Linked DNA regions of Homo sapiens: region 2 is linked to region 1. A link is an interaction called in ENCODE POLR2A ChIA-PET data of the cell type or tissue named here. Cell type or tissue: PC-9. All regions are shown on one strand.

Evidence for each region. ChIA-PET counts read pairs that join two places held together with the same protein. Peaks named below come from ENCODE experiments on the same cell type or tissue, not always from the same donor. Only the 100,000 strongest peaks of a DNase experiment are listed, where the experiment ranks them.
Region 2: POLR2A ChIA-PET joins it to region 1 with 11 read pairs; 2 of 35 experiments call an interaction of 5 or more read pairs at or near these places.

What each region holds. Positions count from the first base shown.
Region 1 is chr7:54,901,649-54,909,648 of GRCh38, forward strand. No RefSeq gene overlaps it. Among named protein-coding and RNA genes, the nearest start is that of EGFR, 110 kb to the right of the region's middle. In PC-9, no CTCF peak of the experiment used is centred here; no DNase peak of the experiment used is centred here.
Region 2 is chr7:54,809,995-54,817,994 of GRCh38, forward strand. LOC124901636 (a long non-coding RNA gene) reads right to left here and starts at 2,139. Exons shown (of 2, transcript XR_007060327.1): 1 at 1,839-2,139. In PC-9, no CTCF peak of the experiment used is centred here; a DNase peak (open chromatin) is centred at 7,386; H3K27ac peaks cover 1,277 bases.

The sequences.
Region 1 (8,000 bases):
GAGAAACTCTAAGGGACTATATATGTATGTGTATATGTGTATATATGAATATATATGCATGTGTGTATAAAATACATATATTTATGTATACACAAAATACATATATTTATGTATACACAAAATACATATATTTATGTATACACACATAGCTATTATAGTCTAATATAATTTAAATCTTATGTATGCTTAAAAATCCCTTTACAAAATCAAAAGGCAAATAAACAGGGGTAAATATATACAATGCACACAAAATACAAGTGGCTGATAATCTTTGTGGTGAAAGGACTCTCCTGACTGGGAAGGGGAAGGTGAACATTCCATTCAAAAGGTGCTGCAGGACAGGAAGAGACGGCTGGGGAAGAGCATGGAAGGAGCCACCCGCATAATCTTTGGTGCAAACTCAAACCCTGGTGGTGACTTTAGCATTACACAACTTTCTTCCCCAATTTCTCTTTGCCTGACAGCCTTGTCTCACACAATCATCTAATATTGATGACTAGTTGGTGATTGTGTTCTGGTGCAACTAATATGGTGAGGAGCCTCCATTCACGTCCACGGCCATCTCTTTCGGACTTAGCTTCAGTTGCTGGTCGGAGCTATCATCACATATTCTCTCTGGGTTGTTTTGAGGCTCACATCTCCACACACGTGAACACACCTTTGCACACACAGGAAGTTTACTAACATAGTGCCCGGCATTCATTCAAAGCTCAACACCAGAATCTTCCCTCTTTCAAGCTTTGTCTTAGACAAGAGTAGTTTGACGGCAAAAGGAGAAACCTACACAAACTAGTCTAAGGATGAATAATCATAAAGAAGTAGGGATATTTAAAAGAATCGAAGAGCAGAAAACACAGCCAGTCTCACAAGCAACTGGACCTGAGAAAAGAACAAGAAAAACTCTGAGGAGCAGCAAATCCACAGGTTTTCTAACAAGGAGCTGTGGAGGCAGGACCACCCAGGAACCTCACTCTGGGATGCAGCCAGTGCCATGGAAAGGCCTGGGTCAGCATGAGGACAGGTACCATGGAAGCTGGAAACTTGATGAAGTCGGCAGAACAAGCTTGGACACTGGAATCAGGCCAACCGGAATGAGACACCATCTCCTCACAAGCGCTACTGTGCTGGCCCCGAAACTCACTTCACCGCTTTGGGTCTCAGCTTCCTCATCTACAAAGTGGGGATAATAGGGCTTTCCCCATAGGATTGTTGCAAGTGCTAGACAAGGGTTCATAAGAGATTCTCAATTAGTTTTTGCCTATCTGCTACATCTACATTGCATATGCAATCATAAATTTTATCAGGTCAAAAGGCAGACTGATCAAAATGGAGTATTCAATGAAACAAGCATAAATGCCATGTTCTAACACAGCTGGTCCCAAAGGACAATTTTATTCCTGCAGGAAGCTTGTTAAGAAGACCTCCGGCCAGTCAGAGAAGTCTAAATCCCCACCCAGAGCTTTGCACGCTCTATATACATATTAATGTATTTCTATGTCTAGTGGTAAAGTAACCTAATTTTGCTTAATGTAGCAACTTTCAATTCTCCAAATTACTTTAATTATTAAACAAGGGAGGAAGGTTGTTTTGCTGATTATTAAAATCCTCCAGAAATAATTTTCTGTAGAACATACTTTCAGAAATGTCACACTCTAATGATTCAAGCTTAGTCCCGAATAGAAAACATAATTTTGGTTTTTTCATTTGTAAGACATATATAATATTGTCATGATGAATTTAGTAAGTCTTATTTAATATTCATTCATATATTCAATTATATTTGGGGAGTTCACTAGTGACTGGAAAGTGGGGATATGAGAGCCATTTTCTGATTTCACAGAAATTATAGACGAGCAGAGAAGGCAGACAATATAAAATGTAAGTATATGCAAAGAAGATGTACAGTATCTCATGAGAGGGTGTTCAAAGTATAGAAGGTAAGTGTCATATCGAGATAACTAAAAAATTATACATATCATTTATTGAAAATAACACATTTTCTATAGAGTTTTAAAAATGCATGTGTTACTTATATAGGAACACAAAAAAAACACTTTATTTCTCTAAAACTGATGTACCAAAGGCCCCACAGTCACACTTTAAAGAAAAAGACCTCTTTGGCTTTGCGAATTTGGGAAATTTTATTTTGCCCTTTTGAAGCTAACAAACTTTCCTCAGACTACTTCTAAATCATCATAACATTTCTCACCATGACAAACAGAGGCATTAGCAAGAAGAGAACAGGAGAGGTTCTGATAAATCTCTTTCAGAGGGATCATTCAAATATTGTTATTTTTCTTGGAATGTTTGAATTTTCATGATCTCTCAGCCCTCCAATTAGGATGGGTCTCCTCAATGTAGAAAGTGATAATAATGAAGAAGTTAGGTAAGGTGTTCTTTTGAATGGGAAGATATGAAAACTGCAAAACATCAAGGGCAAATTCATTCATCAGCCTCCTTAGCAAATCGGTTCATTCCAAAACTTGACTCAGCTGCTTTGTCACTAAACATACCCTCTTGACCTAGCCCTCGAGAGAGTAATTTTCAGTATTAGGGACATACTCCTGAACTTACTTCATTTCTAAAGAACGGAGTATTCTCTTGTTACTCATTGACGTCGAATGAGACACCAGAGCAGAAGCTGCACATCAGCTGTAACTTGGGAAATAAGAGACTCACATGACACAGTCTGCTTCCTACAAAATCCAAATTAATTCCACATGCAAAAAAAGAAGACTAAAATGTCTCTTGAGGATTGAGGTCAGGGAAGACTGTCAGAGAATGATGAGTACACAGAGTATTTCACAACTTTAGTTGATGGCCATTTCATTCTATCTTGTATAAACTGGGACTTCTTAATAATTGATTCAAAATGTAGCATCGTTTTTAGTGTGTTTCTTTGTATAGACATGCCCGTTAATTAGTTCTGATTTTCTATATTCTGTAATAGAAAACCAGTGTTGGTTTTGTCATCTGTATTGTTTTTTTCTTTGAAAATATTTCTCCTTTGCCTCCGTCTACTAGGGAAAAAATGGATTTTGATCAAATCGAAGCAAACCTTTATGTGAAGAAACTGCTACAGTAAGCAAACAGCCATAAAAACAGTAAAGAAAGTGAAAGAAAAAATAAAACAGGTCCCTGGTGGAAAGGGATACCCCTAAGTGTTCTTAGCATGAGACCAATGACCTGATTTATGATGAAACTAAATGCCTCTATCCAAATTCTGACCTGATTTTTTCCTGCTTTATATTAGCATATTTACTGTTTCGTTTTTCACCGTTACTTTTTCATTGACATTGATCTCTTGTTATTAAATATAAAAAGAGTTTATATTTAATAACAAGAGATCAATGTCAATGAAAAAGTACTACAATAATGTTTGGGAAACAGGAACGTAGGTGAGCCTGACTGACGCCATTTTAAAATCAACTCCATCTTAAAACTAGCAAGTCACATTCTTTGCCAGTCACACCCCGTGGTCATAAGATGTTTACAGCTAAGGAAGCAATTTAGTAATGCCCGCAAGGGCGAGCTCCTAGGACAGAAGAATGTTCAGATGTCCCAATATCACATAACAGTATGTGCTTCTAAGATGATCATAGCATGCTTTGATGTACTTTCGCACTCAAATGCCAAGGATAACCTTCTCCATATCAACAAAGTAATCAATTTTTTCATGCTGTTAGCCCGTGGGCACCTTAGCTTTTACATACATAAGACCCCTATACAAGAGGAATTTAAAGCACTGATGGCACATTCTTCAGCTTGTTTTCTGAGGATGCCCTACTCTGTAACCGAGTAGCTTTCCATAAACTCTCTCTTCTCACTGCACTCTGAGACTCACTCACATTTCCTTCCTGTGCAAGATCCATGAACCCTCTCTTGGGATCTGGGACAAGACCCCTTTTTCCAGCAACACTAACAGTTAAACAAAAACAAGCCTTTGGAGATGTCTAGTAGGGTTTCTCAGCTTTTCTGTTTGGTGACTTTTAAGACTTTAATTTTTTTAATTGTGTTTTTAAACATATAACACATATATAAAAGAGTATAGTATATGTGCTTGTATGTATGTGTGTGTGTGTTTGTGCATAAAGAATAGCAATAAAACAAATAATGTGTACACACTGCCCAGCTTAAGAAACAGAACTTGAAAGCGTCTTCCTGATTTTATCCCCCTTACTCTGTCCCTCCAGAGGTAACCACCATGCTGAATGTTTGTCATTAATTCCTCATATAGTTTTATTTTTATTTTCCCCATATGGCTGTGTATAACAAATGTACTATTTAGATATTTTCAAAGTTGATCTCAGGAAAGGGCCATTTTTTAAGTAAAGCTTCCATGGTAAGAGAAGCGGATCTGTGTCTCTCGGGATCACAGTCTGGCCTTAGTTTTCCTGAGAAGTTACAATAGCCCCATTTGAGAAAACAAGTGGTCAAGGACAGAAGTGAAAACCTGTGAAAAAGCTGGAACTTCTAGAAAGGCTGCAGTGTGGTCCAGCAGGAATACAATTGGGGTGTGGTGGGAACAGGGTTTGTCTTCTTCTTCTAAGCTCAACACAGCCAAGTTCTAACCCTTGGGGGTAACTAGTGCACAGCTCTTCGTGGGTGCCATGTGGATGATCTCAGCGGATTCGGGCTGCAGGCACAGAAGACGGAACAGAGGCTCCACCAGCATTGTGCACTGATGAGTCTGGCGGGACACACCGCCATTCCACCTTCACGCAGAAAGGCCATGTGTTGATGGCAAAGACGGCGCAGATGACCGCTTCCTACACACTATCACCTATGAGTGACACTGCTCCGATTGGGATTTTTTTGCTCACTAGCTCTGGTGTCATGCTTTCTCCTTGGGATCTTTCCTCAATATCATCCTGGAACTCCCTTTGCTTCTCTGACGTGTTACATCTTCACTTTCCTATTTCCTATGTCTTCCTTTTCTTTAGTGCTTTCACTTGTCTTGGTGAAACCTGTCTTCCAAAAACTTTTTGAGAAGAGATTACTTGGGAGAAAACGTGCCTGAAAGTATATTTACAGCTGATTTTCATTATTTGCCATAGTTATGTCCTGTAAAGTTGCCACCAACACTGAATTAGCAAATACTGAGCCATTGCTCTCAGAGAAATGACAAGATTAGGTTCCTGCCAGTCTCTGTTCACAACATTTTCATCTACCAATCAATACATTACCCTGTTTGATGTGTGTTTCTGTTTAAAGACACCTTATTTTCTATACAGTTAATTCATTAATATTGCACTCATGGCCGAGATCACTGTAACTCAGGCCTGAATGAAGCTTAGCCACACATATCACACCCCACCTGTGCTAAGGAAAGCTAGCCAACACTTCAGCACTACACCTGGGGGTCATCTTAAGTGGAGAAACCACAAACAAAAAAGCACAAAAATCCAAAGAAAAAATTGCACTAAATAGACCATGAGAAGGATATGTTCCTGTATGAAAGCTGCATTAAACAAACCATGTCATCTTGTTTAACCTCAACTGGGAAAGTGCGTTGGGCAACTCAAATTGTTTACCACATGTCTGCAAATGACTGCAAAAGTGTTGTAATACTGATTTGAGAGTTACGAATAAATTTTAGTAAGAAAATTCACAAACACAGAATCCGCAAATAATGAAGACTTCATTCCGTTCTCAAACTTAATTGGTTGTTTGCCCAGATACAATTGTTCAGGCTGGAAATACCTTTCCTTCAGAATATTAAAGGCATTCTTCCATTTTCTAGTTTCTAGTGTTGAAGACAAAACATTATCAGTTCTTATTCTTTAATTATGATCTTATTTCTTGCTGAAATATAATATTACAGTTTCTTTGGCCCACGTATTCTGAAAATGTCATGAGAATATGCATGGCTTGAATATTTTATTTTATTCTCATGGAAGCAATGGGATTTTTCAGTTTGGCTGCATAAATTAATTCTAGAAAAAATTTGAATTTATTTAATTGGTGAGTCCTCTCCTCTGTTCTTTTTTTTTTTTTTTTGAGACGGAGTCTTGCTCTGTCATCCAGGCTGGAGTGCAGTGGTGTGGTCTCGGCTCACTGCAAGTTCCGCCTCCCGGGTTCATGCCATTCTCCTGCCTCAGCTTCCCGAGTAACTGGGACTACAGGTGCCCACCACCACGCCCAATTAATTTTTTGTATTTTTAGTAGAGACAGGGTTTCACCGTGTCAGCCAGGATGGTCTCGATCTCCTGACCTCTTGTTCTCTCTTTTTGAAAGGCTTACCATTCAGATGTCAAACACTTTGTCCTGGTCCTCTAATAGCCTTATCTTTTATGTCTTATTTTCCAGCTCTTTTTCTTTCTGCTCTACTTTTAAGGTTATTTCTTCAACTTTAAGTTCCAAACTTTCTATTAAGTTTTAGTTTCTGCTATCATGTTTTTAATTTCCCAGAGCTGTTTGTTTCTTGCTTCTCATTCATATCATTGTGTTCTTGTTTCACAGGTACTTCTCTCTCTCCAAAGATATTAGTGACTAAGGATGAGTCTTCAGAAGGTCTTCTTTTCAGGATGGGTATGACAAGCCTGCCTGAGGCAGACAAAACTCCCACTGAGAACTGGAAAAATGCAAAATGAAAAATTTATCTTGAAATGACCAGAGAGCTATCAGAGACATTCAGGAAATGAATAAGAAATAAACTAGAGCAATATCATATTACTTGAAGACAGACTCTGATTATGTATACTGTAAATTCTGTGGCAGCCAATACAAAAATTAAACACATTATAGATTATGAGTCAAAAGGTGAAGATAAAATAAAATCATAAAATATGTCCAATCAACTCAAAAGAAATCAGAAAGATGAAATTTAAAAAAAAACAAAATAGATGGAACAAATAGAGATCTAGCAAGATGGCAGATGTTAATCAAAATGCAACAAATATAATTTTAGCAGCATAAACACACCAATTCAAGGACAGAGATTGACAGAGTGTGTATAAAAGCAAGACAAAACTATAGGCTGTCACAAGACAGCCACCTGCACATACAAGAGTTCAAACAGAAAGAATGAAGAAACAGACACCCTGAAACACAACACACAAGTAACATTATCAGGTATAAAGAGAAACAAATCTTTGTGTGTGTGTGCACCTAACAACTAACAATACATTTTAAAATATATAAATAAATCTGATAGAAATGAAAGGTAAAACAGACAAGTCCACAATTATAGTTTAAGATTTCATCACTCCTTTGTCAATAATTAATAGAACAAGTATTTAGAAAGTCAAGGAGAGTACAGAAAAGCTGAACAACACCGTCAACCAACTCTATCCAATTGACACCTGCCTATGGAAGAGTCCACTCACCCACAGAAGAGTACAGAGACTCTTCCAATGTGCATGGAACAATCACTAACACAGGCCAGACTCTGGGCTAAAAAACAAATCTCAACATGTTTAAATAAATAGAAATATACAGTGTGCTCAGAGATTGTGATCGATAATTATAATGGAATTAAACTGGAAAAAACCTAGCAAAAATATATCTGGAAAATTTCTCCAAATATTTGGAGATAAAATTGTGCATGACTAAATAACCTGTGAGTCAAAGTAGTTTCAGCTAAAAGTAAACATTATTTTAAAGTATAGAGGAAATTAAATGTGACATCAGAACTTGCAGGATCTAACTAAAGTAGTTCTTAGGGGAACATTTTTATTTAAATACCTATATTATAAGAGAAGAATCTCAAATGACTACTCTAAGCTGGTATTATAAGAAATTGGGAAAAGAAGACAAAATGAAGCCCAAAACAAGAAGAAATAATAAAGATGAACAGAACCCCAGATTTAGAAAATATACATTTTTAAAAAATTAATAAACCAAAATCCACTTATTTGAAAAGATCAATACAGTTGATTAGCTTTTAGACAGACTTATCACAGAAAAAAGTCAGAAAGCACAAAGTACCATATCAATAATGAAAGAGAATACATCATTACAGATTGTGTACATATTAATAAACCTATAAGATTAATTTT
Region 2 (8,000 bases), 92 kb before region 1:
TAGACAGAGGAAATCAGCCTAAGTGAAACAAATGACAATTTGACCACTAATACATTTAAATTTGCTAAAGTCAAATACATTTCAGTGTATTAAAATAGATTTTCATCTCGGTTTTAAAGGTCTCTGGTGAAAGACCCCAGATAGATGTGGAAATGTTTTGAAGTAAAGTCAGTGCTGGACATAAGTTCTCAGATCTGATGGGTGAACTCACTTAGATCGAAGCAACGTGGGATCAAAGCCACTTACAAAATTGCAGTACACTCTGAATTTTAGAATAAAGACATTCTTAGGGACACATAAATAAAATCACACTGTTCTCTGAAGTTAGACTGTCATGTAGATGGTTGGTGCCAATTAACGTTATTACTGGTAAATGTTCTACTGAGGAGGACAGATTAAACCATCTGTTTAGACTGTGAGATATTCCTTCAGCAGTGAGGTAGGAATCCTTCCTGCCACCTTTTAACAAAGGACAATATCATTCTGTGTCTTACTGGTATACACGTTATGAAAGATTATTTCACTTCCTTACACATGCTCAATGGGGTTTCCAAGTTTCCAGAAATGTTTTCTTCTTCCTAAGAAAATTAGTTCTTATCCATCTTAAATATTTTCTTACCAATTCATTGAGGTTCTCAAAACAATGAAATGAATCATTGAAGAAATGCTCCTACACAGACAGAAAAACACCTATAATTCTTGCTGATCAGAGTTCTTTACAGAGGAAATTCCAGAATACATGTTAGTCTGCAGAGTACTCCTAAGATCTTCTAAAGGGCTATTAATTTAAAAATACATAAACAAAATAATGTCAATACAATTTTCCTCAGCCCCTCCTAGAGGCCCCTGGCTCATTTGTTTGTAAACACCTTTTCCCTGCTGTTCTCATGTTAGCATATCTTCGCATCGTTACTATAGTTGGTATCATTTTGTTTATGATTTTTTTTATTTTTACACACACAAAAATATTTTGCTATATCACTAATTTTTTGTGTTGGCCAAAGCATTTCACGGAGAAGAACACACACACATGCACACACACACACACAGAAATGTCGCCTTTTATCATAAACATGGTAGTTGAAGAATGATCAGAAATCACCTTTCTGTTCTCAGGGATTTATAGAAACATAATGAAAACCCAAAACAGGAAGCATTGCTTTTTCTGCAAAGAGGAGATTCCCATCGTATGAGGTCTTGACACAGTTATTCTATTTTCTTTGAAGTAAATGTGAGTTTGTGTGTTTAATTCCACTCTGGGGCTTTCCTGTTTCTTTTTATAGAGTGTCTCTACTTCCATCAAATATGGCTTTTCACATGTTTTTTACTTTAACTGTGGCTTTATGGGAATAAGATTCTTAACCAAGTATATACAGACAATTTCCTGTAAAGTTTCCTGACTTTATGCAGGTCTCCATTATGAACACTGATTGATAAAAATCTACTAAGAGAAATTGTAGTGCCTGTCATCCCCGCTTCACCCTAAACTCATTTCCTGCCAGGCCAAACTCTTGAAATAGTTCAAGCACAGTAATCCTAAGAATACAACAAATTACGTGCTGATCTCATTGGAGAGCATTAAGTTTGTGGTTTGCCAGGAGTTCATTTCTAAGTAATGCTAAGATAGATCACTTGCCAAAAAAAATAAAAAATAAAAAAAGCTATTTAATGTTTCAGTTGAGCAGTGATTTATTTTCAAAAATATTTCCAGATGTTCCAATTCACCTACACTTTATAAGGCCACATTTCTAAAAGCAAGTGGCATTGACTTCCAGCTACTCCATCAAGTTATCCACTTTTGTTTAATTCGTTGAAAGAAAGATGCCTATTTATCTCACCTCAGGGTCTTCTTGGTGCGGGAAGTCCCCAGGGTAGATGTCCTGAGAGTCAACAGTGAAGCCGCATGGGGAGACTTGTGCCACATCTGCTTCCAGTCAGTCCCTCTGCTGAGGGCCACAGGGCCGCTGCTGCTCGTGAGAATTCCGGCTCTCATGGCCTCCCACTGCCAAAGAGAAGAAAGGGCCAAACTGCCAAGTGACCTTCATCATACCACATGCTTCTCAGTGTAAACACGTTCCTGGGGACGTATACTAAAGTCAGAATGGTATACCTTTCCTTCATTCCACTGTCAGAGAGTATGTATGCATTCCTCAGACTGGGGTTTTAAACCTTGGCTCTCGCTCAAATGTGAAGTAATCAGAAGTGATATGTTGATAAATTGTCTACTTGTTTGATGTAAGCAGGGAAAAGCCATTTTCCATGTAGAGTTTGAAAATCATACTTAGTTTACTTACACTAAGTACAAAGAAAGTTCCACCCTCCTACTGAATAGGAGACTTATTGAACCTGCTGCTTGACAGTTGCTTAAAAATATTTTAATATTAGCTGTAGGCTCCTAGAAACAAAAAGTGTATTTATAAAAAAATTACATTTTAGGCCAGGCACGGTGGCTCACACCTGTAATCCCAGCACTTTGGGAGGCTGAGGCGGGTGGATCACGAGGTCAGGAGAACAAGATCATCCTGGCTAACATGGTGAAACCCCGTCTCTACTAAAAATACAAAAATTAGCTGGACGTGGTGGTGGGTGCCTGTAGTCCCAGCTACTAGGGAGGCTGAGGCAGGAGAATCGCTTGAACCCAGGAGGTGGAGGTTGCAGTGAGCTGCGATCACGCCACTGCACTCCAGCCTGGTGACAGAGCTAGACTCTGTCTCCAAAAAAAAAAAAAAAAAAGACATTTTATAAAATGATCTTTCTCTGCAGAAAGCTGGCTAGTAATGGATATTCAGTGGGTTAATTATACTTACTGTAAATGGGATTCTAATTTACTGACATTAAGTGCACATTGCTTTTGGAGTAATATCCAATTAATACATTACCCATTAAGAGTCCTCTTCACAGGGCCTGTAATGCCTACTGCACAGTTCACTGACTTAAGTGTACAGTGTGCACACATGGGGCTCTGAGAAGCTTCTGCTTAGATCCCTGTCTGAGCTAAGACTCTGTGGTAGTGTGGAATGATGATCAACACTCCTTTGGACTGGCCAGATGCGAATTCAAACCAGCTCTACCTATCGTTCACTGGCTATGCGAACTTAATGTCTCCTCACTTGTAAAATGCAGATATTACATCTTCTCACCACTGTGAGCAATAAGGCACTAAACTAGCATGCTTAATACGGTCTCTGGAACATCATAAGTGCTCAATATAGAATCCTATTTTTATTACAATTATCATTTTTCCATTTGTTTTCATCAACTACAGACCATCTTAATTATCTATTGTGGAATTCTACTGCATGTCTCCTTGAACAAGAATTAATTATTTACAAAAAAAAAAAAAGAAAGAGAAGCCAGTATTCTTTTCTCAAGCTATATCATGTATTCAGTCTTTTTGAAATGTCATCTTTTCCTTGATTACCTCAAGAACATTATTTTCTGGGTTGGTTGTGGATCTTTTTCATCAGAGACCTTCCACTATAGGAGATGTTCTCTCCTGTGTTACCAGAAGTCACAAGTTAGAAAGCCTGGGCACACTGCCCTGCTGGGCGCCTTCGGGAGACAGCTGCACAGGACAGCTCTGAACTGGATGGGACTTCCTTAGAGCATTGCTGTGGTTTTTGTCTCTGTTTTACACCCCACCCTGAATTCTAGCTAGCTCATGTGCATGTGCAAACCGCAGAATATTGGATGTAAAATTGGAAAGCTCACACCGTGAAACTTGCCAGGAAGAGTGTCGCTGTGTTTACAGAAAGTAAAATGGTGTTGAACAGTGTTGAACAACGATTTTGAACAATGGAGCAGCCATTTTCAGCTCTGGTGCAGTGCAGAAAGCAACTCTTCCTGCCAGACAGACTTAAAACCTCCAGCTTCCTTTTCTGATTTGCCTTCAGCTAGGCCTGTGTGCTTCTGCTTTTTATTCATTTCATGGGAGTTACGCTTTCCTGCATCTTTCTGCAGACTCCTTCACATAGAAATTTTCCTAGACAAGGTCATCATTTGTAAGCCCTCCTTTGTCTTTGGTTTGCAGCTACCTGTTGAAAATAGGTCCACATTGGTTTATTTCTACCACAGATTTTGGATTGAGGAAGATGCATCAGGTGCAGTCTGGGAAGAGTGACCATTTGTCCTCGTATGTCAGACTGCAGCTCCTATTCCAACATAATTAATAGTGCACTTTTACTTGCTAAGTGATCTAGTTTAGAAAATACACTATATGATCACCCTGAATCTCAGCCCCCAGAAAGGGTGAACATAAAGTCATCAATTTTATTACTGCTCATGGCACTGCCCCTCTCCGTAGTGAGGAGACTTGCAGGAATAGGTTGATTTGCATCTTCCTGGATTTGTTTATGTTTATCCTTTTGTTTGTTTCTCCAGTTGGAGTATGTTGCAATGAACCGCTCACGGAATGGAATCACGGAAGAACTTATTGGAAGGGGAACCAAGGCAGCTCCAAGGTTTTCCACTCAGGGGCTCGTGGCTGTCCCCATAGAGTGCTTCTACTGATACACTGAGGGGCCCATAATTTCCACTTTGTAGGTTCATACGTTTCTAGATTCTCAGCTCCAAATTACACAATCCTGGCACAAAATTCGACTGGCTGAGTTTGAGTTAAATATTTACTGACTCTAGCAGGAGGCAGGGCTCCTTACCACAGACAGGGTGGTTGGCAGCAACCACTGTGTATTGGGAGAGTTTTCAGAGAAAAGTGAATTGGAGTCAGGCAGCCATCCTAAGTGGTGTCTACTCCATTTATTTTTTCTTTTTCAAATTTATTTAATTTTATTTTTTTTTATTTCAATAGGTTTTTGGGGAGCAGGTGGTGTTTGATTACATGAATAAGTTCTTTAGTGGTAATTTCTGAGATTTTGGTGCACCCATCACCTAAGCAGTGTACACTGTACCCATTGTGTAGTCTTTTATCCCTCACCACCCCCACCCTTTCCCCCATGTCCTCAAAGTCCAGTGTATCATTTTTATGCCTTTGCATCCTCATAGCTTAGTTCCCATACATGAGTGAGAACATACAATGTTTGGTTTTCCATTCCTGAGTTGCTTCACTTAGAGTAATAGTCTCCAATTCCATCCAGGTTGCTGCAAATGCCGTCATTTTGTTCCTTTTTATGGCTGAGTAGTAGTACATGGTATATATATGCCACATTTTCTTTATCCACTTATTGACTGATGGGCATTTGGGCTAGTTCCGTAATTTTGCAATTGCAAATTGTGCTGCTATAAACGTGTGTGCAAGTATCTTTTTCATATAATGACTTCTTTTCTTTTGGGTAGATACCCAATAGTGGGATTGCTGGATCAAATGGTTGATTTACTTTTAGTTCTTTAAGGAATCTTCACACTGTTTTCCACAGTGGTTGTACTAGTTTACATTCCCACCAACAGTGTAAAAGTGTTCCCTTTTCACCACATCCACACCAACATCTATTAAAGATTTGTTATTTTCGCTTAGTCTTGCTTTAACTATGTGGGCTCTTTTTTGGTTCCATATGAATTTTAGGATTTTTTTTTTCCTAATTCTGCGAAGAATGATGGTGGCATTTTGATGGGAATTGCATTGAATTTGTAGATTGCTTTTGGCAGTATGGTCATTTTCACAATATTGATTCTACACATTCATGAGCATGGGCTGTGTTTCCATTTGTGTTGTCTATGATTTCTGTCAGCAGTGTTTTGTAGTTTTCCTAGTAGAGGTATTTCACCTCCTTGGTTAGGTATATTCCTAAGTATTTTAATTTTTTTTGCAGCTATTGTGAAAGGTGTTGAGTTCTTGATTTGATTTTCAGCTTGGTCACTGTTGGTATGTAACAGAGCTACTGATACGTGTACATTAATTTTATATCCTGAAATTTTGCTGAATTCATTTACCAGTTCTAGGAGCTTTTTGAATGAGTCCCTAGGGTTTCTAAGTATATGATCATATCATCAGCAAACAACGATGGTTTGACTTTCTCTTTACCAATTTAGATGCCCTTTCTTTCTTTCTCTTCTCTGATTGCTCTGGCTAGAACTTCTAGTACTCTGTTGAATAGAAATGGTGAAAGTGGGCATCCTTGTCTTGTTCCAGTTCTCAGGGGGAATGCTGTCCACTTTTCCCTGTTTAGTATAATGTAGGCTGAGGGTTTGTCATAGATGGCTTTTATTACCTTAAGGTATGTCCCTTCTATCCCAATTTTGCTGAGATCTTTAATCATAAAGTATTGCTGGATTTTCTCAAATGTTTTTTCTTCATCTATTGAGATGATCATGTGATTTTTGTCTTTAATTCTGTTTATGTGGTGTATCACATTTATTGACTTATGTATGTTAAACCATCCGTGCATCCCTGGTATAAAACCCAATTGATCATGGTGGGTTATCTTTTTGATATGCTGTTGGATTTGGTTAGCTAGTATTTTGTTGAGTATTTTTCCATCTATGTTCCTCAGGGATATTGGTTTGTAGTTTTCTTTTTTTGTTATGTCCTTTGCTGGTTTTGGTATTAGGGTGATACTGGCTTCATAGAATGACTTAGGGAGGACTCCCTCTTTCTCTATCTTTTAGAACAGTGTTAATAGGACTGGTACCAATTCTTCTTTGAATATCTGATAGAATTCAGCTGTGAATCCGTCTGGTCCTGGACCTTTTTAAATTGGCATTTTAAAAATTACCATTTCAAGCTCACTGCTTGTTACTGGTCTGTTCAGACATTCTATATTTTCCTGGTTTAATCTAGGAGGATTTTATATTTCCAGGAACTTATCCATCTCCTCTAGGTTTTCTAGTTTATGTGTATAAAGCTGTTCATAGTAGCCTTGAATAATCTTTTGTACTTCTGTGGTGTCAGTTGTAATATCTCCTGTTCCATTTCTAATTGAGTGTATTTGGATCTTCTCTCTTCTTTTCTAATGGGCTATCAATTTTATTTATCTTTTCAAAGAACCAGCTTTTTGTTTCATTTATCTTTTGTTTTTTTTGTTGTTGTTGTTGTTGTTGTTTCAATTTCATTTAGTTCTGCTCTGATCTTGGTTATTTATTTTCTTCTGCTGGGTTTGGGTTTGGATTTTCTTGTTTCTTCTCTAGTTCTGAGAGACGTGACCTTAGACTGTCAGCTTTTGCTCTTTCAGACTTTTTGAGGTAGGCATTTAACGCTATGAACTGAAAGGAAAATATCTCGGACCCCCAAAATCACTAAGGAAAACTCAACTAAGGAAACTGCTTAGGGCAAACCTGCCTCCCATTCTATCCAAAGTCACTCCTCTGCTTACTGAGCTAGATGCATATCTGATTTGCCTCCTCCGGAAAGGCTAATCAGAAACTTGAAAGAATGTAATCCTGTATGACCTATCTGTGACCTGGAAGCTCCCTCCCTGCTTCTCGTCTTCCTGCCTTTGCTTCAAGTTGTCTCACCTTCCAGACCAAACGAATGTACTTCCTACATGTATTGATTGATGTCTCATATCTCCCTAAATGTATAAAACCAAGCTGTGCCCTTACCACCATGGGCACATGTCATCAGGACTTCCTGAGGCTGTGTCACGGGAGTGTACTCAACCTTGGCAAAATAAACTTTCTAAATTAACTGAGACCTGTCTCAAATTTTGAGGTTCACAGAACTTTCCTCTTAGCACTGTTTTTGCTGTATCCCAGAGGTTTTGATAGGTTGTGTCATTACTATCATTCATTTCAAAGAATGTTTTAATTTTCATCTTTATTTCATTGTTGACCCAATGATCATTCAGGAGCAGGTTATTTAATTTCCATGTATTTGCATGGTTTTGAGGGTTCCTTTTGGAGTTGATTTCGAATTTTATTCCACTGTGGTCTGAGAAATTACTTGATATGATTTTGATTTTCTTAAATTTGCCAAGATTTGTTTTGTGCCTATCATATGGTCTATCTTGGAGAATATTCCATGTACTGATGAATAGAATGTGTATTCTGCAGTTGTTGGGTAGTATGTTCTGTAAATATCTGTTAAGTCCATTTGTTCTAGGGTGTAG